Linked DNA regions of Homo sapiens: regions 1 and 3 are each linked to region 2. A link is a loop called in an ENCODE intact Hi-C map of the cell type or tissue named here. Cell type or tissue: endothelial cell of umbilical vein. All regions are shown on one strand. Each heading gives the region's core, and the rest is flanking DNA. Links, peaks and the distances in the headings are about the cores only. Region 1 holds the start of BACH1-IT2 (BACH1 intronic transcript 2). Region 2 overlaps MAP3K7CL (MAP3K7 C-terminal like). Region 3 overlaps GRIK1 (glutamate ionotropic receptor kainate type subunit 1).

What was found. Hi-C counts contacts between places; a loop is a spot of excess contacts. Peaks named below come from ENCODE experiments on the same cell type or tissue, not always from the same donor. Only the 100,000 strongest peaks of a DNase experiment are listed, where the experiment ranks them.
Region 1: a loop joins it to region 2, with 7 times the contacts of the local background. A loop is called at or near these places in 94 of 110 quality-filtered maps.
Region 3: it touches region 2 in a loop (6-fold over the local background); 5 of 110 quality-filtered maps call a loop at or near these places.

The regions. Positions count from the first base shown.
Region 1 is chr21:29,370,498-29,382,129 of GRCh38, forward strand. BACH1-IT2 (BACH1 intronic transcript 2) reads left to right here and starts at 2,004. Exons shown (of 2, transcript NR_046564.2): 1 at 2,004-2,066; 2 at 2,745-3,483. In endothelial cell of umbilical vein, for the core only: a CTCF peak has its summit at 6,274 (motif pointing left); no DNase peak of the experiment used is centred there.
Region 2 is chr21:29,158,756-29,170,387 of GRCh38, forward strand. It overlaps MAP3K7CL (MAP3K7 C-terminal like), which reads left to right. Exons shown (of 5, transcript NM_001286620.2): 4 at 1,186-1,301. Among named protein-coding and RNA genes, the nearest start is that of LINC00189, 29 kb to the right of the region's middle. RefSeq lists a silencer at 5,613-5,907. In endothelial cell of umbilical vein, for the core only: a CTCF peak has its summit at 5,782; a DNase peak (open chromatin) is centred at 5,786; H3K27ac peaks cover 1,453 bases.
Region 3 is chr21:29,847,844-29,852,843 of GRCh38, forward strand. The region is part of intron 1 of GRIK1 (glutamate ionotropic receptor kainate type subunit 1); the gene reads right to left. Among named protein-coding and RNA genes, the nearest start is that of GRIK1, 90 kb to the right of the region's middle. In endothelial cell of umbilical vein, for the core only: a CTCF peak has its summit at 2,062 (motif pointing left); a DNase peak (open chromatin) is centred at 2,038.

The sequences.
Region 1 (11,632 bases), core at 3,839-8,838, 210 kb after region 2:
CAAACACTAAGGAAGTAGCATGTGGAAGGCCAGACCTTCTGTTGCCATCAGTAGGGGGGTTTCTGTAGTCTGAGGACCTATGAGCCTTTTGGGTTACCTTTGACTTGCACTTGGGCTTTTATGTTGATGCCAAGCAGTATGTTTATACTTCTCTAAAATGTATTTTTCTCTATATAAATAGTGTTTTTGTTAACTCTCACCGGCTCCAGTCTCAACTTTTGCCTCTAATTTTTCCCATAATATTCACTAACTCTAGTGATAGCTGTCTATGCGCATTGTACTGAGACTAATTCAGAGAGTGGGTTGGATGAACTTTGGTTTGATTTGTACGTAATTGTTAAAAACTGTGTTTAAGAAAACAGTTGTACCCTTGGCAAAACCTGGAAGTCTCTATGTTAACAATTTTCCCAATTTTTGTTTTAGGAAGCCATTCTGCATATTATGTTTTTAAATAAAAGGATTTGACTTTGGGCTGACAATTTAGCATTTAACCACTGTCTCCGCACCAGTTCCACAAGAGCAGGGATTTAGATTAATTGGAAAAACCTCATTGGTTTCTGATGGAGGGGGCATTCATAGAAACAACCTACTGACAACTAAGGAGCTACTGCGATGGGATGGGCAGCCTGCAGCTTCACTCGGTGGGCAGCCTCCACAGGTACTTTAATTCCTCGCTCTTCTGGCCAGGCATCTCTTGGTAAAGGCAGGTAGAGGAAGCAAAGCAATTACCTAGATAATTAAGGAAAAACAAACCTGTATGTGGCAGGTAACTTGGGGAGCTGCTTCTGATTTTCTAGGCAACTATTTTCATTCTTCACTTCTCTGGTGTCAGCAGGAATCTGAGCTAGATCCCAAGAGCAACTCGAACAATTACAATGCTCTCAGTTGGCAAACCCGGCTTCATAGCAACTTCCCTCCTCATTGATCTAGAGTTTGAAATAGCTTTGTCAGATCTCGGGTGTGTTCCTGCTGATTTATGGCAAAATCCCAGTAACAGCTGTGAAAATGTTTGTCCATTTGTGAAACTTCAGAAAGCGGGTCTAGCAAATCATTCTCACCTGGTGATTCTGGGGCAAGGTGAGAACTGTACCCTCACAGGCCGGGTGAATAAGATTCTAGTTGCGGTGGAGGCCAAGGAAGAAGATGTACTATGAGTCAATCTCTCTATGAGGCATTTGCTGAACCTTCCCCTCCTACACCTTCCTACAAGGCAGGTCCGATGACTTTTACTTTACAGATGAGAAGATGGAGCCTCCACAAGGCACATAGCTGGTGAGTGACAAAACCAGAATTCAAACCCAGATCCATTTGATAGTGACATTTGTTTCCACTACCCTAGTGGCTCTGGGGGAAGCCAGGACACCCATATTTTTGTAAAGTCCCGTAGTTGTTTCTAGTGTCATCCGGGTTGGAAACTGTATATTAAGTCAGTGGTTCTCAAACTTTAGCATGCATTAGTATCCCCTGTTAGGCTTGTAAAAACACAGATTGCAGGCCCCACACTTAGATTTCTGACTTGGTAGGTAGGTCTGAGTTGGGAACCAGGAACTTGCCTTTCTAACAAGTTCCCAAGTGATGTTGATGCGGGGGCCTGGGCACTACACTATGGGAACCACCACCGCATTAAGGTGAACTCAGAGCTGAATCTGACATGAAAATCTGCATTAATGGAGATGACATCAGATATCTGCAAAGTCACTTAATAGAGAACGGTTGAGACTAAGTCTTGACTAATATTAAAACTAACACATCTAAAAAGACTATGTCCATCACAGGTGGGTGGTCAGAATAGAAACATTACATAATGGGAAAGAAAATGTAGCTGATGCTATTCATCTAGAAGGAAGAAGTGATGTAAGGGTCAGTTTCCACCTTTGCTTTGAATTCCTTGGACAGCAAGCAACCATATGAGCATTAATTTGATTTATGTTTTTCAGGTATCGTATCTGATTTCAGATACATATGATGGTCTCAAGTGTGTTTTTTACCACCACCACTTTGTAGGCCTGTTGATGCCACTGCTGTTGAAGTCTATGTGAATGGTGCCCCCTGGTGGAAGGAAAAAGGTAGTTTATTACAGTCCGTTGTAAATGAGTGACCTAGCGTTGTTATCATGCTCTGCTCCTAGAGACCACTCCACTCACCTTAAACTAGCGAGCCTGAGGACCGGTCCCGGGGACCCATGAGAACATGATCTCCGAGAGCCCTGCCCTTGAGAAAGGTTCTCCTCAGCAATACTCCAACTCACCCCAGACCTAAAATTTTTTTTTTTTTTTTTGGAGACAGAGTCTTGCTCTGTCGCCAGGCTGGAGTGCAGTGGCATGATCTTGGCTCACTGCAACCTTTGCCTCCTGGGTTCAAGCAATTCCCTTGTCTCAGCCTCCCGAGTAGCTGGGACTACAAGCGCACACCACCTCGCCTGGCTCATTTTTTGTATTTTAGTAGAGACGGGGGTTTCACCATGTTGGCCAGGATGGTTTCGATCTCCTGACCTTGTGATCTGCCAGCCTTAGCCTCCCAAAGTGCTGGGATTACAGGCGTGAGCCACCATGCACGGCCCTAAAATTCTTAAAACGTGAAAATGGGGGAAGATGGTTAACACATCCATATGCTATCATGATATATATCTTTCTTCTTAGTTGTATGGGATGAAATGATGCCAAGATTTTCCTTACAGAGTAGGGATTGTGACTGAAGCCTTTGGACAGGTATTTAGGCCCTTATGAGTGTCCCCTCTTGTCTAGAGAATGGGACGCCAGGAATGTCAGATGCTTTTCAGCCTCTCCCCTGCTCTCACGCCTAGAAACAAGAGCTCCACAAAGGTCTCTCATTCCTCAAGGCTGATGAAAAGCCCAGCAGCTAAATGGCCAGAAGCCTGTCTTTGTGAGAAAGCAAGAAGTCTCTCGGTTTGAACTCTTCGGTCTAGAGACAGATTCTTCTACCAGTGGTGTAAAACCCTAAAGAGGCTCTGCATAAGACCTACCACTGCTCTGTGTCTCATGACACCCTGCCCCCACCACTGGAAGGCCACACTTATTCTTTGTGTTCATGCTTCTCTATGATCTGCAAGTTTCCCAAGAACACCTGGATTCGAAGCTCAAGTCCACCGCTAAATAGCTATGTGACCTAATGTGTCAGATGGTTATAAGGATTACAGAGAAAGAGGTATAGATAGAGCTGGTAGCAGTGACAGACACATCTTTACATCATATAATTCTGACATGCATTATTATTGTAGTTTTCTGTTATTCAGACATACTTGTTAAGAAGGTGCTGGGGACAATTTGTACATGCTGGGTATGAAAGGGCTTGGAAAGTATTTCATGAATGGAGTTGGCATTGAGGAGTCCAATCCATGTACAATGGGTAGAATTAGAAAGGCATTGAGGATAGTGTATTAGTCTGTTTTCAAACTGCTGATAAAAACATACCTGAGAGTGGGTAATTTATAAAGAAAGAAGAGGTTTAATGGACTCACAGTTCCATGAGGCTGGGGAGGCTTCACAATCATGGCAGAAGGTGAAAGGCACATCTTACATGGCAGCAGGCAAGAGAGAATGAGAGCCAAGGAAAGGGGGAAACCCCTTACGAAACTGTCAGATCTTGTGAGACTTATTCACTACCTTGAGAACAGTATGGGGGAAACCGATTCAATTTTCTTTCACCGGGTCCCTCCCACAACACATGGGAATTATGGGAGCTACAATTCAAGATGAGATTTGGGTGGGGACACAGCCAAACCATATCAGGTGGTTACATAAGAGATCCAGTAGAGAGGTGGGAACTCCAGAGGAGATAACTCACCTGGAAAGTAGGCAATCAGGAATATAGGATCCCAGTATGATGAAAAAAAAGGGGCTGTGGGTATGGGAGGCATATCTCAGAGAGAAGAAACACTGCTGTTCATGCCTGTGAAACCCAAGGTTTCCCCTTCCTCTTAAGGGTTCTCTCCCTCTAATGAGAGTTGTTTACACTGCTGATTAGAGACTATTAAGGTCTAGAAATCAATTTGTGTGGGGTTGTGGCCAGCATTTAAAAAACAGAACAGAATATGAAATATCAATGTGCATTGCACATAGTGAGTAAATATTACTTTATGAAACTTTAATCAATTACACATGTACATGTTTATAGGGGTATGATGTAAAGTGTATCATTCCTATGGGTCTTGGTACAAGGAGTTGAGAGCTGCGTCTCTAGTGAATCTACTGGGGTGGGGAGTTTTCTCATGTCTGCTCTTACAAGGTCCTCTTGACTATTTACTTTCCAGGATGGTTTTTCCCCATCAGCCTTTTCTGAGGGTCTGAGTCAGTTTGGGCTGCTATAACAAAGTACCATAGATTGTGTGGCTTAGAAATTACAGAAATTTATTTCTCATAGTTCCAAGATTAGGATGTGAGCATGGTCGGATGCTGATGAGGACCCTCTTCCGGGTCACAGCCTGCCGTCTTCTTGTATCCTCAGAAAGAGAGAAGAGCCGGGCACGGTGGCTCACACCCGTAATCCCAGCACTTTGGGAGGCTGAGGCGGGTGGATCACTTGAGGTCAGGAGTTCAAGACCAGTCTAGCCAACTTGGTTAAACCCCGTCTCTACTAAAAAATACAAAAAATTTGCTGGGCCTGGTGGTGTATGCCTGTAATCCCAATTACTTGGGAGGCTGAGGCAGGAGAATTGTTTGAACCCGGGAGGTGGAGGTTGTGGTGAGCCAAGATCATGCCACTGTACTCCAGCCTGGGCAACAGAGTGAGACTTCATCTCAACAAAAGAGAGAAAGAAAGGAAGGAAGGATGGAAGGAAGGAAGGAAGGAGAGAACTCTTTGGGGACTCCTTTATAAGGTCACTAATTACAACATAAGGGATCCACCTTCATGACCCAATCACCTATCAAGGCTCCTCCTCCAAATACCATTGCATTGGAGGTTAGAATTTCAACATATGATTTCTGGAGGGACATAAACATTTAGTCCATAACACTGAGTTAAAGCAGGTACCTATTCACTCTCCTTCTAGTCGGGGCCTGGAGCACAGGCCACCTTCTGATGCACTGTTGCCACCTCTGCAAAGTCTGAGCAGTGAGGACTGGGTGGAGGGAGGTTGAACATGGGGAAGCTGCCCTTTCTCTCTTTTATTTTATGACCCAGCCTGTTACTCATTTCGAACTTGATATTAAAGCTGTACCAAATTTTATTACAGTGTTTGAGAAACTATAAGAGAAAGAATTTTTTTTTTTTTTTTGAGACTGAGTCTCACTCTATCACCCAGGCTGGAGTGCAGTGGCATGATCTCAGCTTGCTGCAACCTCCACCTCCCGGGCTCAAGTGATCCTCGTGTGTCAGCCTCCCGAGTAGCTGGGACTACAGGCGTGCACCACCACACCTGGCTAATTTTTGTATTTTCAGTAGAGATGGGGTTTCACCATGTTGGTCAGGCTGGTCTCGAACTCCTGACCTCAAGTGATTCACCCACCTTGGCCTCTCAAAGTTCTGGGATTACAGGCGTGAGCCACTGTGCCCAGCCTAGAGAAAGAATTTAAACCTATCTGCTTCATTCTACTTTTCCAGAAGTCCAAGGAAAGAGTGTCCTGGAATTTAAACCCTTGGCACGGGTCACTTCCTAGATGCTCCTGGTTCATCATTGTGCTTCCCTGACCCCAGGGCCACACCCTTTGCTGCAGAAGGACATTTTTTCCAACTTGAGCCCTGCAAACATTTATTTATTTTGTGGGGAAGTTCTACTCTGTACCCACAGAGTTTCATAAATTTTTAAATCCACTTCTGAGTATTTATAAAAAGCCAGTGAAGTTTTAAAAATCCATTTCAGATCCAATAGATTCCCCTTTACCTCCTCCCACCTCTGCAGAGCCCTGATCATGCTTCTCCATGGGGACTTAGAGTTGGGAGAAGGCTTGATCTGCTTTTTCTCTCCTTACTCCCCTCTCTCGGGACACTCTTCCCTTTGAGTGGGGAAGAAAGATGGAAAGGGATGAAGCCGTCATTCTGGATGATAGCTTTCCCTTGCTTGTTGCCTCTTTGGCTGAGATAGACCCAGTGGGGGTGCTCACTGATGGTGGGCGTCCCAGGCTGGTTCCTTCTTGGAGTACATATGTGGGTTCTATATAGGCCATTCAGGGTTAGGGAAGGGTTCCTCCCTAGGTTTTGGCCCAATTCTCTAACGTGAGAGATCAGCTCTAGCTCAGTCTTCTGAGTCCCACCCCAGCTTTTGCTGGCAATAATACGCCCTGCCATTTCCTGTTGCTGGGACTGCCACCTTGTGGTGGCCTTCTTGTTTTGGGTACAACAGGACAGCTCAAGCTCAGCTGCCTCCTGCAGTGTCCCCCTGAGCCACAGGAAACTCAAGCTTCCTTGTAACACTGAATAGCAAAAGGGCTTGCTTCCCATTGCTGGCCCCTCTCTGTCATGTAAGTTTTTATCTCCCCTGCCCATAAGCAGATATCCCACTGTAGATCAAGACAAATCCTCTTATTCCTGACACCTGCAATGGCTATGAGTGCTTCCCTTCCTTTCTTCTCTTCCTTCCTGGAAAACATCAAGGCTGTCTGTACTGATGACCCACAAAAAGCAACCCCTTTTCTCCCCCTCTTCCCAATCTTCTGCTTGTATGGGGTAGGGGAATGAGAGGGGCCTGGGGATAGTTGGGAGCAGCAGAGCTGGTTATGTCCAACCTAATAAAAAGTCTTCGGGGAGTATATGGCCTCCAGCTGTTGGCAGCTCTCTTCAGAATGAGAGATTCTTGATATGTCTTTGCCTTTGACTCTGGGTCTTGGTCACCAATTCTGCAACAATGAAAATAGTCCCATCAACACCACTGTATGCAGGACAAAAGATCCATATTATCTACCTGTCCACTTTGAAGACTTAAGTTGAAAGTCTCTGGAACTGAAGTTTTGAAATGGCCACGAACATGCCTGAGCACACTGCCAGGAAATGGTGCGTCAAGAGAAGCCTGTTCGATTGTACAAAGGCCTGTGGCCTTGAAGGGTGACCTGGCCCACAGTACAGCAGCATCACTGTCCCCTAGTAGATATTTTCGAGTTAAGAGCAGAAATTAAAAATGCACAAAGTTAGGAGAGGAACACTTGTTTTCCAGAACCAGGAAAGGCATTTTGGTATATAATGCATTTCCATTAAGTAGAAGTAACTTGAAAAAAATTCATATTACATTTACTATAAGAGTTTAGTTGCAGAAACCCCAGAATTTATTGGATTTCTAACTTTTTTTTTTTTTAAAGTATTTTAAAACTGTGTCTATATTATTTGGCTATTTTAGTAAATAACTCACCATACTTGTGTGTAAGTGCAAATTCTTGAAGTTTTTTCTTTTTTCAAATGGAATCTGTTAATTTATTATCATAGAAATAGGATTACCTGTTGTAAAAAATTCAGCTGGTAAAAACATGTACATTAAATGCACCTTCAGGCTATTTTTTTTTTTTTTAACCTGAAGTAGAAGTTACTGTGGAAGGCCAGGCACAGGTAGATCATTTGAAGTCAGGAGCTCGAGACCAGCCTGGCCAACATGGCGAAACCCCGTCTCTACTAAAAATACAAAAAAATTAGCCAGGCATGGTGGTGTGCGCCTGTAATCCTAGCTACTCAGGAGGCTGAGGTGGGAGAATCACTTGAGCCCAGGAGGTGGAGGTTGCAGTGAGCAGAGATCACACCACTGCACTCCAGCCTGGATGACAGAGTGAGACTCTGTCTCAAAAAAAAAATAGAAGTTATTGTGGAAGGGTGCAGGGGCCTGTTACCATATGAAGTGGTAAAGACAGTGTCTCTGCCCTAAGCACCATCCAGAAATACCCCCTAAACCTCTATCGCCATGACGTTTTGAACGGGCCATGGGGGTAATGCTCATATTATCAGTGGGGATGGCAGGCCTCTTGTTGAAGTAGTCAGAATCAATGCCCTCCTTTATCCTCTCCATCCTGTTCTCTGCACAGCCTTCCTTTCCTGATGCCCCCCAAGCATCCCTGATGCTCTGATCACTGCGTTGATGTATCTCTTTCATGGCTAAAGGCCCCAGTGATTCTCCCTGTAGTCCACTTAGGTGACTAACATGGAGGTGTGACTCTGAGATTCATAGCTCCCTTGTGGCTCTAACTTATCAGGAAAAGAGTAGCCTTTTCTCATCAGGGCTACTTTTGCTTTGATTCCATCTTTCAGGTTCTCATGACTTCCCAATTCACATAAAGCTTGACACAAATTACCCAGTGCCTAGACAGTAAGAAAACATCAGCCTACCTGGAAAACTACATCCCAAATCATGTATTCTTGACAACCACCAGTTTTGGGGGATTGCCCTGACCCTCTTGCTTTAGAGTGAGGTGCCATTCAAAATGCATATTTAATAACCAGTTGTCTTGGGTGCCTGATCAAATCAGTAACTGACCAATCAGTATGGCCAAACCATTGCGTACTGGCTGAATATCAGATTGGGCGGGAGGCCAAACAGACAGGCCTCTGGGCCATGTTTCCAGTAGATTAGTTTTGTTTGGTATTCGGAGTGATTTTGAAATATGGTATGTGTTTGAGAGCCTTTAGGCTAAGCAGGCATTCTTCAATTCCCAGTCTCCCCTCTTGTTCCCTGTCCTAGAGTTGGCTGGCTTTACTCATTTATGTTACCCTGGGTTGCTGAAAAGCATCTGCTTGTGCTAGGCTGCTCTAAACCTTTCCTTGTGGCCTGGTCTCTATCCGGCAGCTGATAGGTCCAATTTGTTTCTTACTACGTCCTCTCAGCTTGTCTCCATGTGCATAGGCCTTCATACAAGAGGAATTATATGAAGCCCCCATTCGTGGGGCCTAAATTTCCATAGAGGTAGGCTTCTTATTCTGGATCTGAATTATACCAATATTTCTGTGGCACATTAAATGATAATTTATTTGGAAATGAGAGACTGCATATACAAAGACAATGGCCAGACTGTATATGAAAATAGAACAGCTTACACCTACCTGCCCAGAAAACCAACTCCTTGTTTCTAACAAACAGCCCAGGAAACCAGCCTGCTTTAAGTCAGACTTGGAGGGGGTCAGATGCTATCTAGGGCAACGGTCTAGGAACTTAACAATCACTTCTGGAACAATTGGTCTAAAACGGCCAGGACTTGAAGAATGACTGACAGCTTCCCTAATTCTTGTCCCCACTTCCAACTTAGGACCAACCAGAGAAATGCAAATATGCAACAGGATGCCAGTTTCTAGCTAGGCGGCCCACAGCTTCCCCATGCCAGCTGCCTGCAATCAAGGCACATGAGAAGGCTTCCCCCTTTTCCACTGTAGGGCTTTTCCACTCTGCCTGCCTTTGAGTTCTTGGCCAAAATGCAACTGATGGTGGCCGACTCCCTTGTTATAGCAAGCCCTGAATAAGTAGACTTTTCTTTTCTCCTTTGGTTTATATTCATTTAGTTTCCACAGAAATAAATTCAATTACATTTAGATAATCAAAATAATAGTAAAGGCCGTTAGCAAAATGGCAAAATGGAGAGGAAAAATAAGAATCTTGTATTCCGTAAAAGTTTAAGAGGAGTTTGTTTTTCAGGATGCTTTGAATCTCCTCCATAGATCACTTCTCCAATTTTTCCTGTCACCACAGAAATTTACAATATTAATAAAACAACTCGTTAAAATTTTGAACTTTGCTACTTTCAAACTGAAAACTTTTTGAAGCTTAAGGCAGTTATTTCTGCAAAAGATGGCTTCAGGTTTATTAATTTAAAAGAATGCAGGCAGTTTTTGAAATATTATCATCTAAGTGACTTTTTTCTACATTTATAAATACTCTACTGTCCCATCATAATTAAAAGAATATGAAAAGAGTTTGAAATATACTTATAGCTTAAAACATGGAAATAATTCTTTTTAACATGAATAATTATCCCACCAGTTTTATAATCTAATAAAAATCAAAGTAAAAGAAAAATGCTAGGCATTTTAATTATGAGAAATCATATGTATTCTGGGAACTTAGAAACGTTACCCACATATTTGTACTCCAGAATCCTCATTCTAGAAATTCTTTCCTCAAAGATGTTGCAAAGAAGTGGAGCGCGTATGTGTTTTTGTCAACATGACCTAAAACTTATAAAGCTCTATATGAAGCATACCTGTTTTCAATCCAAATTTAACGGTAATTTACTTCACATTTGAACTGGGATGCAGACTAGAAATCCATAGTCTTTGCATATGCTTTTCTTATTTATTCCTCTAAAATTATAGGAATAAGATCTTTATTTATTTATTTATTTATTTATTTATTTATTTATTTATTTATTTTTGAGATGGAGTCTTGCTCTTGTCGCCCAAGCTGGAGTGCAATGGCATGATCTCAGCTCACTGCAACCTCCACCTCCCGGGTTCAAGCAATTCTCCTGCCTCAGCCTCCTGAGTAGCTGGGATTACAGGCACCTGCCACCACGCCTGGCTAATTTTTGTATTTTTAGTAGAGATGGGGTTTCACCTTGTTGGTCAGGCTGGTCTCGAACTCCTGACCTTGCGATCCACCCACCTTGGCCTCCCAAAGTGCTGGGATTACAGGCGTTAGCCACCACACCCTGCCCTGACCTTTATTATTCTTAACTCTAGGCAGAGAGAGGTAGAGGAGAGAATACTGTAGAAACTGTTTTGTGTTTTCTAACTTTTCAGGAATCACTTTAGAGTTGACTATAATATCCTTCATACATATGCATATTACTCATATTGTGATTTTTAAATTGTAAATCCTTCAGAGAATTCCCCAAATACTCCCTTTCTGGGTGTCTCCATTGGTTGATGTATTTTGAAGAAATGGATATCAAAGGTGTTCAAGGAATACTTTTTGGCAAATTGATTAAATGCAAACTGATTTTATATTAGACTCAATTTGGAAGATGAGTGTGCTGAAACAGTAAGTCACTTAACGCTTATTTTGTATTATTTGATTTACTCCTCCCTACTCTTTTCTAGAGTTAATTCACATTGACTGTATATCTTTTGATTTATTAATTATTCCCCTGCCTCTTGTGTAAAATAAGAATACCTTATATTCACCTGATCTTAGGTTTTTATGGATTGAAAGGAGTTGGAGGGCTGGTTATAACTTGGAGTGCTAGGCCGTGCCCCTAGAGTTTCTGATTCTGTGGGCCTGGGATGGGGCCCAAGAATTTATTGCGTGTATAATAAGTCCTCAGGGGATGCTGATGCTGCCAGTCTCAGGACCACACTTTCAGATCCGCTGCTATTGTGCCATCTATAAGTTAATATGAATTCCACAGCACACTTGTATGTGTGTGCCTGTGTGTGTGTGTATGTGTGTGTGTGTGTGTAGGCAGTGTTGGTGGTGGTAGGAATAGGGGTATGGTTTGACCAGGTAGGACCTGGACATAGAAAAGGTTGCAGGTATAGATCATTGTGAGAAGGCCACGGAGGTCCTGAAGGATCCCAGGTCCCAAAGGCATAAGGATGAAGGGAAGAGAGAAAGAAAAACCGACATGTTCCTGACAGCTGGATGCTTCTCCCATTTAGATTTCTCTGAACTGAAATTCTAGATGGTTTAATTACTCCATAAGGTTTGCTAAATTGCCACGTCTCAGCCTCACATACAATGCTGGTATCTACATTCTATGCTCTCAGACTA
Region 2 (11,632 bases), core at 3,419-8,418:
TAGTTTATATATAGAGAGAGACCATTGTGAAGAAAGGATAAGATTGAAGAGCCTATTTCACAATAAACTGATATTTCTCAGATTTTATTTACTTTTTTCTATATATAATTGAAAAGGGTGATTTAAAAAAAAACTCTTAACTAGTATTCCTAAAAGTAGTACTTTTTTTTTTTTTTTTTTTTTGCAATGGAGTCTCACTCTGTCACCCAGGCTGGAGTACAGTGGCATGATCTCGGCTCACTGCAACCTCCACCTCCTGGGTTCAAGCGATTCTCCTGCTTCAGTCTCCTAAGTAGCTGGGACTACAGGTGGGCCCCGCCATGCCTGGCAAATTTTTGTATTTTTAGTAGAGATGGGTTTTCATCACGTTGACCAGGCTGGTCTCGAATGCCTGGCCTCAAGTGATCCACCTGGCCTAAAAGTAGTACTTTTAATCACGCATTGCTAAACAAGAAATTAGAAAAATAAACTTGGGGAAAACTCGTTCTTTAAAAATAATTCCTAGAAGTAGGGTTTTCACCATGTTGCGGTCAGAAAGGCTTGCCACGCTGGCCTTTGCTTCTTTCATGGATGGGAGAAAAAGAGAAACATGAATCTTATAGGGATGGTTTTTTTTTAGGGGGAGGGAGATCCGGCCTTTCTTACAGGTTGCTTAATCCTTGCAAGCATTATTTCTGGCTCAGCATCTTTCTTTAGCCCAAATGCATTTCTCAGAAGAGAGCTTTTCTTCTCTACTCTGCAAGATGAGATTATACCTCCTGGCTACAGAAACAGAAAGCAAGGGATAATTGAAACAGACAACTGAACTATTTCCCCACCACTGCTCTTCTCTAAAGCAAAGTCTAAGATTTCCGGGGAGTACGGTAGAATCCTTTGGAGACTTATTTTTACTCCATCACAAGGCAGGTAACTGACATGTAATGGATTTCAGGGCTCTGGCTCAGGCCTGAGATGCCCATGAATGACACTGGGAGATGAATGTGGAGACTATCTGTCCACCTCTCTATTTTCAGTCAAATAGAATCAGCTGAACTCTGTTGAATGTTGACTGACAATGCTGTTCTCACGTTAAAAAAAAAAAAGAAGAAGAAAAAACCTTCGTTTAAAGAACATCAGCGAGCAAAATGGTTGGTAATTTATCCTGATGCAAAGAAATGGACTAATTTCTTCTTGTTGTTTGTGAAGCCCCTGCCGCCTTGTCATGACTCCGAGGAATCCATGGAGGTGTTCAAACAGCACTGCCAAATAGCAGAAGAATACCATGAGGTCAAAAAGGAAATCACCCTGCTTGAGCAAAGGAAGTAAGTACCTACCCCCCTCACTCTACATCTGAGCACTGCCTACTGGGCAAGGACCAGGGGCAATGGGCAGGGGACAGGCTGAGTGTGAGGATGACAGGGAGGCAAGGGGGTTACAGCAATGATTCAAGTGGTGCTATTGGAGATTAAGTGCTTTATGGAGTAGCAAAAGGAATACCAGGAATGCTTCCTACTCAAAACTTAATTTTTTAAATAAGACATTTTAGTTCATGAAATTAAAAATGCCAAAATACCACCCAAAACCACACTATGTTTTCCGTAAATGTGCCCAGAGGCTGCAGAGCACTGTGGCTTGGTGTGAATTTTAATTTCTGCTTAAATGATGGCATTCCCACATCACGTGAAGAAGCCACTGGGATAGCTCTTCAAAATAATGTAAACGTTTTAGTTGACTGACTACATTTTATAGTAGGGTAAGTTTTTATCTTGATAGCTTTTATTACTATTACAGTTCTGCTATAGGGAATTATACAGTTCTATTAATTAAAGCATTCTGATTTTACTCACTCATAACTTTTTGTTTCTGGATCCTTCTTTTTAATTGCACTTGATTCCGCCAGTGCCTACCCCAGTGAATCCCATTCTTTTATACTTGCAAAGCTTCAGAGTAGACACCTTTCCTTCACAGTACTAGCTGGTTGGGATTTCCCATTTATTAACGAGATATCTTGATTACTAGGATCTTTTGATTAGATCTCCTTTTGATTACATCTCCTACTAGGTGGTAAGTGCCATAAAAGCACTGATAGTCAGGTGTTGTCACCATCAGATTCCTGGAGCCTGGTATGATATGTGGCACCTAGAGGCTGAGTAAATTATTGTTGATGTGTGAAACAGAACACAAACATATTGTGATTCTTTATTTCTTATATATCACGTGTCACCCTAATAAAAGGAAGGGGAGAAGAAATAAACATGCTACCATGCTCAGCTAATTAAAAAATATTTTGTGGGGGCCGGGCGCAGTGGCCCACGCCTATAATCCCAGCACTTTAGGAGGCCGAGGCTGGTAGATCACCTGAGGTCAGGATTTGAGAACAGCCTGGCCAACATGGTGAAACCCTGTCTCTACTAAAAATACAAAAATTAGCCGGGTGTGGTGGCGGGCACCTGTAATCCCAGCTACTCGGGAGGCTGAGGCAGGAGAATCGCTTGAACCTGGGAGGCAGAGGTTGCAGTGAGCTGAGATCACGTGCCACTATACTTCAGCCTGGGCAACAGAGTGAGACTCTATCTCAAAAAAAACAATTTTTTTTTTACAGATGGGATCTTGTTATCTTGCCCAGGCTTGTCTCAAACTTCTGACCTCAAGCAATCCTCCAACCTTGGCCTCCCAAAGTGCTGGTATTACAGAGTCAATATCAGCAATAAAGGGCTGCTAAGATGAATTGTTAAATTAGGAAATATGATTATATCTTATATTTATAAATACATGAGGTTGGTTTTCCAAGGGTTATTAATGATTATTATTTTCATTAATATAGATATGAAATTTCATAAAGGAATTAAAGATTATTAATAATGTGACCAGTATTGAAGTCAAAGGAAGATTTATATAATCAATAGCCTGTGAATAAATGTATCTTCTGGTGTGTGTATGTGAAGTGTGGTGGTATAATAAAAATACACACACACACAAAATTTAATTTTTACAAAAAGCGAATGAAATATATTTTGTGTTGAGAAGTTTGTGAAATCCTTACAATTTTTTTGAGACTCCCAGAATGGTGGTCGGACAGTATAGCATGATGGTGGACAGTATGGGTTTTGGGGCCAGACTTCTGCAAAACCTCAGTTAGTACCTTACAAACCCTTCCTTCCTTGCTTGGTTTGCCATGCTTCAAACATAAAATTGTATCTAGACTTTTGGCTACAGGGGATTAAAAGATGTTTATTAGGAGGTCACAAATACAAATTTTCTCTTCCATGTCTGACTATTTTCTTTTTGTTCTAAGAGTTTTGATAAAGTTGCTTGGAATACTCAGATTGCATGATTACACACAGTTGGAGTCCTACAAAAAATTTCATGAAGGAATTGAGGATTATTAATCATGTGATCCATATTGAAGTCAAAGAAGATCTATATGACGAATAGCCTGTAAATGTATCTTCTGGTGTGTGTGTGTGAAGTGTGGTGGTATGATAGAAAAATCCTCAGTAATTATGTCTCTATTTATAAACTCTTCAGACTGAAGGTACTGGAGGACTTTGTTATTTAAATTAAATTTATGTGTAGCTTTTTTTTTTTTGGAAATGCAATACTCATCCCCTAAATTACATGTTCTGTAAGTTTTTTTTATGTTGCATTAAAAAAAATATGGTAGGGGCCAGACGCAGTGTCTCACACCTGTAATTTCAGCACTTTGGGAGGCCGAGGCAGGCAGATCACCTGAGGTCAGGAGTTCGAGACCAGCCTGGCCAACATGGCAAAACCCTGTCTCTACTAAAAAATACAAAAATTAGCCTGGTGTAGTGGTGGGCGCATGTAATCCCAGCTACTCGGGAGGCTGAGGCAGGAGAATCGCTTGAACCCAGGAGGTGAAGGTTACAGGGAGCTGAGATCGTGCCATTGCACTCCAGCCTGGGCAACAAGAGCAAAACTCTGTCTCAAAAAAAAAAAAAAAATGATATGGTAGGATAATGACATGAGAGTGACTCCTATCTAATGTTTGAAACATATCCTTACTGTTTACATTGAAAGCAATGATAACTCTGGGTACCACTACAACAATATTAAAATGAAAAAAGGGGCCAGGCGCAGAGGCTCACACCTGTAATCCCAGCACTTTGGGAGGAAAGGCAGGCGGATCACCTGAGGTCAGGAGTTTGAGACTAGCCTGGCCAACATGGCAAAGCCCTGTCTCTACTAAAAATACAAAAAAATTAGTCGGGTGTGGTAGATAGCACGTGCCTGTAATCGCAGCTACTCAAGAGGCTGAGTCATGAGAATTGCTTGAACCCAGTAGGCGGAGGTTGCAGTGAGCCAAGATCACGCCACTGCATTCCAGCCTGGGTGACGGAGTGAGACTGTCTCAAAAAAATAAAAATAAAAAATAAAAAAAGGAAAAGTCAACTTCTAGAAGTAACATGGCTAGCAGGCTAGTGGAGGTATTTTATACAACCTTCCAGACCACATACAAGTGGGCCGGACCCCCTCCTTAATTACTTATATGCCTGTGTGTGTTTCTGCAGAACTCATCTTGTTTCCTTCCCCAAAGTACTTGAAGTGTCTCCCTAAATAATTGGCTAGATGTAGGGCCAAGGCCAAATTCTTTCATTATATATATATTTTCTTTTTCGTAAAGTCTCAAGTTCCTTTTTCTTCATTCTCACTTCTACCATTTGGGCTTGGGACTTATTACTTGAGATCTTGGTTGATGCAATATTGTAACTAGTTTCCCTGCCTAGGGTTTCTTGTTGCTAGAAAATGACAGCCAGTTCTTGGCATAGATTTCAAGACCTCCCTGGGGATGCCTTGGAACCTCTGTAGAACTTCCAATCTCATCCCTCAACTTCAGCTACATTGGCCTCCTCACTTCTCCCGGGGCAGGAGGTGGGTCCTCCAGTCACTGAGCCCCTGTTCACACCAAGCTCTTGGCCTAACAGGCCCCTTTCTTCCTTTTTTTTTTTTTTTTTTTTGAGACAAAGTCTTGCCCTGTCACCCAGGCTGGAGTGCAGTGATGCAATCATAGCTCACTGCAGCCTCAACCCCCTGAGCTCAAGCAACTCTCCCACCTCAGCCTCTTGAATAGCTGGGACGACAGGTGCATGCCAGCATGCCCAGTTAATTAAAAAAATTTTTTTAAAGAGATGGCATCTTGCTATGTTGCCCAGGCTGGTCTCAAACTCCTGACCTACAGCAATCCTTCCACGTCAGCCGCCCAAAGTGCTGGTATTACAGAGTCAATATCAGCAATAAAGGACTGCTAGGAGGAAAATTGCTCGAACTCGGGAGGTGGAGGTTGCAGTGAGCCTAGATCACACCATTGCACTCCAGCCCGGGTGACAGTGCGAGACTCCATTTAAAAAAAAAAAACAAACTGCTAGGATACATTGTTAAATTGGGAAATATGGTAATATCTTATATTTATAAATACATGAGCTTGGTTTTCCAAGGATTGTTAATGATCGTTATTTTCATTAAGACTTTACTGAAGTGGAAATTCATTTTGCAACATGTCTTTTCCCAAACAGTCTTTATTTTCAAGCAAGATATATTGGGCCAAGTGAATTTGACCCAAGTAGTTAGCTCTCCATTTTTTGATGATTCTGTTGAGAATTTCTTTCTCATTATTTCATAAAGTGTAGCTGATTATGTTGCCTCTAGCTTGGCTGGCGTAAGCTAGATGCAAAGAGAGACGCTAACTAAGGTATTTTAAAAGACAGTTTTTCTTTATTGGAGTCGTTCAGACACTGCTTAAGGTTTGAACTCCAAACTGAACTTCTCTCTCATCTCCAGAGGAGGTCTCCCTGGATCAAGTTTGGGAGAATTTGTCTTAAGAGGCGTGATGAGAAGAGTTGCTGAAACTGTTATTTTAAATCATATCTGTTGGATGGAGAAAGAGAGTCAAACATTTTCTAGGATTATAAACTCAGCATTGGCTGAATCCAATTTAAAGAATCGCTTCTGGCTTATGACCAATGATGTACGAGAGGTTTGTTATATTTTTACTGATTTTTTTTTTCTTCTCCGTGTGAAAAAGGTGGGAAGGACTTTCTTGAAAGCTTTGAAAAATTACCAAGAATTCTGATATCTTTAAAGAACTCCTGCTATCATTTTTATCTAATTCTTTCTAGGCCTTTTGCATGTGAATAGACATTTTAATATAATTGCATATACAGTAACGTGGAATGTATAACATGATTTTTTCCGTAAATATTATAAGCATTTTTCTACAACATACCTAGCTTTTTGTGTATGTAATATGAAAGTCATTGAAATGAGATATAGACATTTTATGGCTTTTGAAATCTATCACCAAATTTAGAAAAAATAAAATAAAAAAATGAAATCTATTACCAAATTGTTTGACAGAAATTTTTAAAAGTATATTATTAAGCTACAATCAACTGTAAAGTTTGCTTTGTTCCAGATAAAGCATTTTATCTCATCCAGTAGAGAAACCACTTATTTATTTTTTTGGTATGAAATATTGTATTGGGTACTTTGGTGTTTAGAAGATTAACTGAAATGTCAGAAAAATAGACAGACTCTTAGAAAAGTCAGATTGAAGAATGTTTTATTTATTCATTTTAATTTTTATTTTTTAATTTCAATATGTTTTTGGGGCACAGGTGGTGCTTGGTTACATGAATAAGTTCTTTAGTGATGATTTCTGAGATTTTGGTACACCTGTCACCCAAGCAGGGTACACTGTACACAATGTATATTCTTTTATTCCTCACTCCTCTCCCACCCTTTCCCGAGTCCCCAAAGTCCATTGTATTATCCTTATGTCTTTGCATCCTCATGTTATATATATTTTTATAAACAATTTTATTTTATTTTATTTTTCTGAGACAGTCTTGCTCAGTCTCCCAGGCTGCAGTGCAGCAGTGCGATCTTGGCTCACTGCAACCTCTGCCTCCCAGGTTCAAGCGATCCTCCTACCTCAGCTCCCCGAGTAGCTGGGATTACAGGTGTGTGCCACCACTCTGGGCTAATTGTTATATTTTTAGTAGAGTCAGGGTTTCACCATGTTGGCCAGGCTGGTCTCAAACTCCTGGCCTCAAGTGATCGGGCTGCTAAAGTGCTGGGATTACAGGCATGAGCCATGCGCCTGGCCAGTTTTATTTGTTTTTAATTGACATGTAGTAATTGTACTTAGTTATGGGGTCTAGTGTAATGTTTTCATACATGGACACATTGTGTAATGATCAAATCAGTGTAATTAGCGTATTCATCTCCTCAAACATTTGTCATATCTTTGTGGTGAGAACATTCAAAATCCTCTCTTTTAGCTATTTTGAAGTGTACATCATTGTTAACTACAGTCACCCTACTGTGCAGGAGAACACCAGAAGTTATTCCTCCTGTCTAACTGTAACTATGTACTCACTGAATAACCCCTCCCCATACCCCTCTTCCTACCACCCTCCCCAACCTCTGGTAATCACTATTCTACTCTCTACATCAATGAGATCAACTTTTTTAGATTCCACATAGGAGCGTGATTGTGTGGTCTTTGTCCTTCTGTGCCTCACTTATTTCATTTAACATCATGTCCTCCAGGTTCATCCATGTTGTTGCAAATGACAGGATTTCATTTTTTAAAATGGCTGAGTAGTATTCCATTGTATAGATATATCACATTAAAAAATCTATTCTTCTGCTGATGGACACTTGGACACGTAGGTTGATCCTATACCCTGGCTATTGCAATTCGGTGGTTTTCAGTATATTCACAGAGTTGTGCAACCATCACCAACTTCACATTTCCTTCACCCCAGAAATAAATCTGGCACTCTTTGGCAGTTACGCCCCACTGACCCTTGACTTCTGGACTTTGGCAACCAATAATCTACTTTCTGTCTCTATGGATTTGCTTATTTTGGACATTTCATACAAATGGAATCATATAATATGTAATCTTTTGTGATTGGCTTTTTTCACTTAGTATAATGTTTTTAAGGTTCATCCACTTTGTATCATGCATCAGTACTTCATTCTTTTTATTGCTGAATAATATTCCATTGTATGAATATATAATATTTTATCCTTTCATAGGCTAATGGACATTTAATCGGTTGTTTGCACTTCTTGGCTATTGTGAATAACGCTGCTATAAACATTTGTGTACAATTTTTGAGGTAGACCTATGTTTTCAATTCTCTTGAGTAGGTTCCTAGCAGTAGAATTGTTGGCTCATATTATAACTCAATGTGTAACCTTTTGAGGAACTGCCAGATTGTTTTCAAACGGGTTGACATTTTATATTCTTGCCAGCAGTGTATCAAGGTTCCAATTTTTCCACATCTTTGCCAACACTTCTTGTGCCTTTTAGATTCTAGCCATCTGTAGTGGGTGTGAAACAATATGTCATTGTGGTTTTGATTTACAGTTCTCTGATGGCTAATGATGTTACACAGGTTCTCCTGTGCTTCATTGGCCATTTCTATCTTTTCTTGGAGAAATATCTCAAAGATCTTTTGCCCATTTTTTAATTTGGTTGTCTTTTTGTTTCTGAGGTGAAAAATGTTACATAATTTTAGTGTGTTCAGGCAAAACATCAGAAAGGGGTTTTCATATGAGGCTATCAAAATCAATGTGAGACTTATATTGTCATGTCTTTTTAAAATGTATAAAATGATGATTGGGGAGTAACATCTCATCTAGGGGAACATATCAGGATGGGGCAAAAGGGTGCATATGTAATTTGCAAAGGCATAAATTAAAATTAGTGCAATTTTGATTTGTTTTTAGTCATATTTATTCTGAGATTTCTAATAACAGGAGATTTTAAGTTTTTTTTTTTATGTTTAACCAGAAGGATTTATTTCTTTAGGATATTCCCAAAGGGAGAGGCTTTTAAACTGTGTTCTGAGGAGTCTCTCACAGATTCGGGAGGGAGAGGGTGTCAGGCAGGGGACTGTACCAAGATCAACCAGAGAAGGACCAATTTTTTTTTTTTTTTTTTTTTTTTGAGATAGAGTCTTGCTCTGTCACCCAGGCTGGAATGCAGTGGCGCGATCTCGGCTCACTGCAAGCTCCATCTCCCCGGTTCATGCCATTCTCCTGCTTCAGCCTCCCACGTAGCTGGGACTACAGGCGCCCGCCACCATACCCAGCTAATTTTTTGTATTTTTAGTAGAGATGGGGTTTCGCCATGTTAGCCAGGATGGTCTTGATCTCCTGACCTCGTGGTCCGCCCACCTGGCCTCCCAAAGTGCTGGGATTACAGTTGTGAACCACCACGCCCGGCAGAGAAGGACCAATTTTATCCCTTTTATTTGCATCCCTTCAGGGTATGACTTTCTTTGCAAAAGGATTCCACAGCAGGGTAACACTGAAAACCAAACCTCACTTTTATATACCTAAGATATTTTTCTTAAATATTTACTCAGCCTCCAGAAATTACATTTTCATTAACATAAATACACAGTAAATGGAGACATTTCTCCACAAGTGTTTGCAGGATATATAGTAATGTGGGGAAAAGTTCTATCTTCTCTTTCCTATGATGTCTGATATGAGTAAGATGCCTTCTGGGTAAGATATGAGATTTGAGTTCATTTTCCAGCTGTGGAGATGCACTTCCCAAGACTGACTTGGCTAGCAAGAATAGAAGACGGTGCCTGGCTTGTAACAGACTTTCAATAAATACTTGCTGAGCAAATGAGTAGAAGAGCAAAGGCCTGCCTCAGTTCTTTACTTTGTTTATGGAGACAGAGATGTAGCCAAAGGTATTCTTTCATTTTAGTACTTAGGTTTTTGTGAAATTTCAGTATCCCAGATGCCATCAGGCTGTGAGTTTAAGCTGTTAATGCCCCAATCACAATGATTTGGGTATTTTACACCACATAATTAGGTGCAGCCCAGTCATTTAATGGGAATTTCATTCCCAAGTATTTCTACACCTAATTGTCTGCCCGAAACTATATTAAATTTATGCCTAGTGTTCCATTATTGGAACACTAAATGTGGGAGTTATTTATATCCTACTGCTCAAGGTCATTGCCAAGATCTGATTTTTCAAATTCAAAAAATTGCAACCTCAGGCATTAAGTGGGTTAAAAGGGACAGCATATTTACTCTTCTCAGTGAGAGCTCTTTTAAGTAGGTTTCCCTTGCTGAGGAAAGAGGCTCAAATCCAATCTCTGGGGTAGCAGAGTGAAGAAACCTTTTGCTGTTCACTTTCTTCCTGTCCCAGGATTAATTCTTGTCAGGTTGATTGATAGTGGGAATCTCCACTTCCTTTAGGTGGTGGTTCTTAATCAGGAAATTCTCCACACCTGCCCCACCCTACATTGGCAATACTTAAGAGACATTTTTGGTTGGTGAGTGTAGGTTTGCTATTGACATCTAGTGAGTGAGGCCAAGGTTGCTGCTAGACTTCCTACAACGCCAATGTATAGACAGTGCCCAACGACAAAGAATTGCCTGGCCCACAATGTCAGTTGTACCAAGGATGAGAAATCCTGCTTTGGAGCAAGTCTGACTTCCTCCTGCACGGGTGCAGTGTTGCCCTTTGCTTCCCAATAGATATTAGTACATTTCTTCATGCATTAAGCATTTGTACAGCTTCAACAACATAGTCTAGACTGAGCATTGGAAATCTCAGTTCAGTATCATTTATTATTCCTCCACCTGGATAAAATGAAGGTAGACTTTGACATCCTTTCTGTCATCTTGAGGCATTGACTCCTTCTGTCCTGCGTATGAATGCTTTTACTCAGACATAAGTCTCTCAAGATCCACCAACAATACAGTCTAAATCCCTATTTAAAAGTAAAATTCTCCCTATGATAAAGGTATTTTATTATATTATTTCCCCAAATTCTTTAGCTCACTGGGGCCAAACTGTCTAGAATTTTGCCTTTCCCAAATAAAAGTCCCTAGTTAACTTTGAAAGGGCCAAGATCCCTTGTAGTGGTCTCCTCAGCACAGAGAAATATTTATTCCAGTGATGGATCCATGTCTCAAACTCCTGCAATGTAAAGAATCTCCTTAATTTTGGAATTAATTTCCATAAAGTTTGAAAGTTTTCTTAACCAATTGACTTGGACTTTCCCTTCCCCTATTTGTTTAGTAACTAAAAACCTTTCCAGGCATGTGGCTTAGGATGGAGGCAACAGATGAGCTATGGTGGACTCCAAAGTTATGACCTTTTAGGCTATTGAATGGCGTCATGTGGAAAGCTATGTTACAGATTCATGACTGCAGAAATAAGATCTCTCTAACTGTGGTCTTCTACCCCCATATTACATTACACTGAAGGAAACGATACAAATAGAACCAATAAATCAAAGGCAGAACCACATTCTAGCCTATAATACATATTGATTTGTTCTTCAGATCATCTATTTATAAGATTGTTTTTGTAGCTTGATGTGCCAAGGTTTAATTATGAATTGCTAATGGATGAGCATAAATATGTCTATATAAATAGGTCCTGGACAGGAAACAATAGACATTTTGACAGTTTTCATTGGATGTCTGTATAATTACTTATCAAATACATGACACTAATTTAGAAACATATCCGCTGAGTCTTCTGGGTTCCAGTAAAGAAGAAATTATTATTGACTTTCTCCAATGCAAGATCAGACTAGATAATTTAGACTATTCTTTCAAATTGTAAAAATCTATGATT
Region 3 (5,000 bases), core at 1-5,000, 690 kb after region 2:
TACTGCCTAATTACTTTGTTTTGTTTATTCAGGTTGCAACACTATTGTTTCTCTCTTTCTCTCTCTCTCTCCCTCTCTCTCTCTCTCACACACACACATGCACATGTGTATGTGTATACACATAAAATTCACCATTGCTTTACTTAGCCTTAATTAACTAGTAGTAGCATTTATACTCTCTCAGTTACCCAGGGTTAAACGTAAGTTATTATTATTATTATTATTAAAAGTTTTTTTCTAACTTGATCGTCTCAGCCAATTCAAGTCCAATAATCAGACTTTGCCTTGGCAACGACTTTATCTGTACGCTGCTTCTAGTTGCACTTTTACCACCCTAAGACCCTTAATGCCATCAATGTGGATATCTAGAGATGCTAAATTCTCTTTCTGTCCCCGCCAATGTACAATGCATGCTTCTGCTAAATTAGACTATCTGAGCTGGAATGCCAACAGTATCACTGTCTGGCATTAATAATGTCCGTGACTTCCCTTCATGCCCCTAATGAACCAGTAATTTGTCCAAGTTCTCCATTATGTTTTCCAACCTGTGCTTCCGGCCTCATGGCAAACAATTCAATTGCCTAGTGCAATTGAATCCTCCACTCACACCTTGATGCTTATTAGAGTCTAAATCATACACAAACTATCACTTTTGTGTCTAAGCTCGTAACATTGTTTTTATCCAGAAATCCTGCTTTCTACTATCATGCTTGTCAAAATCTTATTCATCCTTCTCAAATGGAAACCTTCTTTGTAAAGATTTGTGGATCCCTGTGGCTAGATGTATTCTCTCTTTCTTCAGTTCTTAATATCATCTACAAGGCTCTATATAGCCTGGCATTTGCATACCGTTTATTACATATACTACAGCTTGCCTTCTTTGGGTTCCTTAAATAGACCAAGTTGTGTGTGTATATATATATATATATATATATATTTTTTTTTTTTTCCACGATCTTCACCTTAGCTGTTTGGTATACGTAAAATGTGTTTTTCCTAGTCCTTAGGATGACTTGATTCTTCTTAAATGTCGTCTCTTATGGAAGTTCATTTATTCCACCCTATTCAAATAGATTTTCGGAACTTTCTCCCATGCCAAATGTTTCTTTATCATAACACTCTGTCATTTCCCAAACTGACTCTGTGAAGGCAGAACAGAACCCAAATCTGTTTTGTTAACCAAGGTCTACAAACACACATAGTATAGTTCCTGGCATATAATAGTTGCCAAAATATTTATTAAATGAATAAATGAATGATTAAGCATATTGTTTATACTTTTTCTTTTCATGTCCCAGACTGTATTGTACTTCCTAATATTTTTCTTGTATTTTATTAGGTTTTAAAACCTTTGAAGTAAAAATAAAACATTTTGCATTGTTCATCTTGGTATCCCTTAGCTTCTAGTATGGTGCCAAACATTCATGAGATTAATAAATGTTTGCTGAATTAAATCGATTTGAATTAAACCTTCAGAACAATATTAAGTTATTGCCAGGACATCACAGATGGTAAGTGCAATTTCCTCTGCTAATAGCTTCCAAGGTTGATGATGAGATAAAATCAGTCGAGCATCCATCAATAGGGGAAAAGCTCTTAAAAACTAAATCCTCTAAGTCATTGTAGTGTTGCCTCCTTTGTTATACTTTGTTTCCTGCGCCCATCCTTCCTTAGAGCGTCAGACACAGTTCTTATGTACTACTTCATTAAGGATAAGTGTAGAGTGATGTCAGGAAGGAGGAAAGGCCAATAAAAGGCCGTTTGTTTTTAGCAATGTTCCTCTTAACCACCAAAGACAATGTGTCCATGTGCTTATCCCCTTCTCTCTGCTTAACTCCTTGACTCCAATTTCTCAGCTTACCTCTAATGAGAGAGTGTGCCTTAAATTCGAGATGAGTGCCGGTAAGGGTTCTTAAAAGCTGGCACATTTCAAGTGCATGGTGAGAAAACTACCCCAGGATTCTGCAGGTGTTAATTATGGTGGAAGCTAGCATAAAGATGCAGAGTGTAGAGCGGCTTGCTGCTCTGATCTTCATGCCCTCTGGTGCCCTCTGGTGCCTCTAAGAGAGAATGACTGAACCCAACAGTGGATGGCCCCTGTTACTGGAGATACTCTCTCTCACCCTCTCATATGTGTGTGGAGTGAGAGAACAAACAGCCCCCATGAAACTCACGTTTTTTAGAGTGCAGAAATCTGTGCAAATCTTAAAATAGCATATGCCCGTGAAGTTTATGTCATCCCTTTTTGGTTCGGTTTCGCTGACTTTCAGAAGGATCATGATATCTTCCTTACTGCATTAACATTTGCTGACAGAAGATCCTTAAAAACTATCTCAAATATTTGTTATCTCTTTTTCATAAACAAAATCATCTTCTCTTTGCCATAAATGGAACATTTATGTAGATCCTGGGTAGCATTTCTTAAATCTCACAGATATGAACATAATTCAGCAGATGTAAATTTTTTTTTGTTAGGACTACAAATTAAGCAGTTTGAAGGGTATTTAAAAAATCTCTATCTTTTCGATGTGTGGCTCTGGGTGTTATCCATTTCTAAGGTGTTCAAGATTAAAGATAATACTGCTATCGCCCTAATGTTCTAACTGCATACACACCCTGTACCCAATCTCAGATATCCTCTCCCCTGGCCACTCCTATTCAAAGCAACAAGGACAACCACCACCACAACAATGAACAAAAAACGAATCCCAGGAATGGATAAGGTGGTCGCAGATGCCACAGGTTATTGATGGAAGTAATTTTGGAGTCCTTGTTTAGTGCTCATAACATCTTGTATTCTTGGCCTCCATCTGGACTCTGCCAGTTCCTTAGTCTTAGCAATGTACCAGGCACATAAATTCTCTTTATTAAGAACCAAAACTACTTTTTTCATTTTATGTAAACTCATAAGTCACATCTTCAGCTCATTTTGAAGTAAGAATCTTCAGTATAACAGGGGAAATAGTATAACTACTACAAGGTAACTAACAAGTAACAATGTTTGTATAAAAGCCAGAGAGTATCTCAGCAGGAAATTTAATATTTTAGAAGAACAGACTTTTAGAGCAAACTTTTACTTACGATATTAACACAAATGAATTCAAGATGCCAATAATATTATTCCTACCTTTTATTACTGTCAGTCTGTACAAACTCTTAGCTTATTTGCTTTACAGATCAGTCTGTGAAAATGAATCAACTAGAAATGATTTCTTTTTTTTTTTTTCTTGAGATGGAGTCTCTCTCTGTTGCCCAGACTGGAGTACAATGGTAAGATCTTGGCTCACTGCAACCTCCGCCTCCCAGGTCCAATCAATTCTCCTGCCTCAGCCTCTTGAGTAGCTGGAACTACAAGCGTGAGCCACCACACCAAGCTAACTTTTGTATTTTTGGTAGAGTCAGGGTTTCACCACGTTGGCCAGGCTGGTCTCGAACTCCTGACCTCAAGTGATCCGCCCACCTCGGCCTCCCAAAGTGCTGGAATTACAGGCATGAGCCACATCCCCCGGCCTAGAAATGATTTTTTTGAGACAAGAGAGTAGCAATCTTTGAGCAACACAGATTGTTTACAAAGGCAATAATAGACAAAAGGGAGATATAAATCAATAAATGTGAACAACATCCTCTTCCCATAACATGGCATCTTCTAGGATCTCACTTTCAGTCTGTTCTTTACCTTTGCTCCCTTTTCTAGCCCTATAATGCAGTGGAAATGCCAGAGTCTGAATGACTTTAGCTTGAGTCCTGGTTCTGACTCCTACCAGCTGTGTGATCACAGTTCCTCTTCTGCAAAACAGAATCTAATAACTAACTTCATGAGCTATGAGGAGATTCATGTACAGCACCTATTCCAGAGCCAGGGCTACTAGTCTACCTCATGGCCTCAACTCTCTTAGCTACTTAAACATTTCCAAGAAGAGCGTCTTTAGCACTGACTTCTCTTCTGAACTGGTGATCTCTAATTGCAACATAAATCTTGATGTCACCCCTTGGACGAAATGTCCTGTCTTCAATACATGTTGTTTAGAATCAAACATATTATCTGTTTCCCCAAATCTGCACTGACTCCTGGTATACTGGTTTCTCTTAAAGACACTACCATTCCGTTCACTTACTTAGATGTGACATATCAGTGCCATCTTTGATCCTTCTCCCTGATTTCTTACCTCTATGGAAAAATTTTCAAGTCTGACTATTTCTCCTTCCACAGTTTCTCACATTTCTTCCCACCCCTCCATTCCCATTGTCAGCACTAAGTTCACAGTTGTCTCTGATGTCAGCCTCAGCTCACATCTCTTTTGTTCTTGAAGGATTTTCCTTAATGCTGCTTTGTCACTTCTTTCTTCCTTCTACCTTGATGCTTGACATTCAAATTATTTAGGAATCTGACCCTACTTAAATAGTTAGTTCTCTCCCACAGAGCACTTTTCACTTTCCTTGCGCTTAAATGCAAATAGTGACTGTTACTATTCACATCTGAGTAACTTGGGCACCTCTACCCACTGTTCCTCCTACCAAGAAGGCCCCCTACCTGTAGAAATTCTATACATTTCCCAAAATTCAGACTAAAATCTATGTACTCTGCAGACTTCCTTCATCCTGCAACTTCCAGCTAAACTTCAATGGCCCCTTATCAGTTCCACTTCCTACCTCCATTCTCTGTACATCTTGTCTCTCTTACTAGACTGGAAGATACTCGAGTGCACTACTGATATTTTCTTCCTAGTGGGCACATTGTAGGCAGTAAATAAATGTGGCCTGAAAGCTGAAGCAAATGAAGGAACAGCCACATAAATATGCAAGTCATTTAGGAAACTTTACATTTATCAAAATGTTTTTCAAGTGGTGAATGCTTTACACAAAGTAAAGTGTTATGTTATTTCATTATGATATAGGAGAATATTTTCTTATGTCAGTTTGAGGAATAATTTTTTCCATCTTGGCACTTGTGTCAAATTACTACATTTCAAAGTTAGATTTGAAATTGCAGTAGGGATATA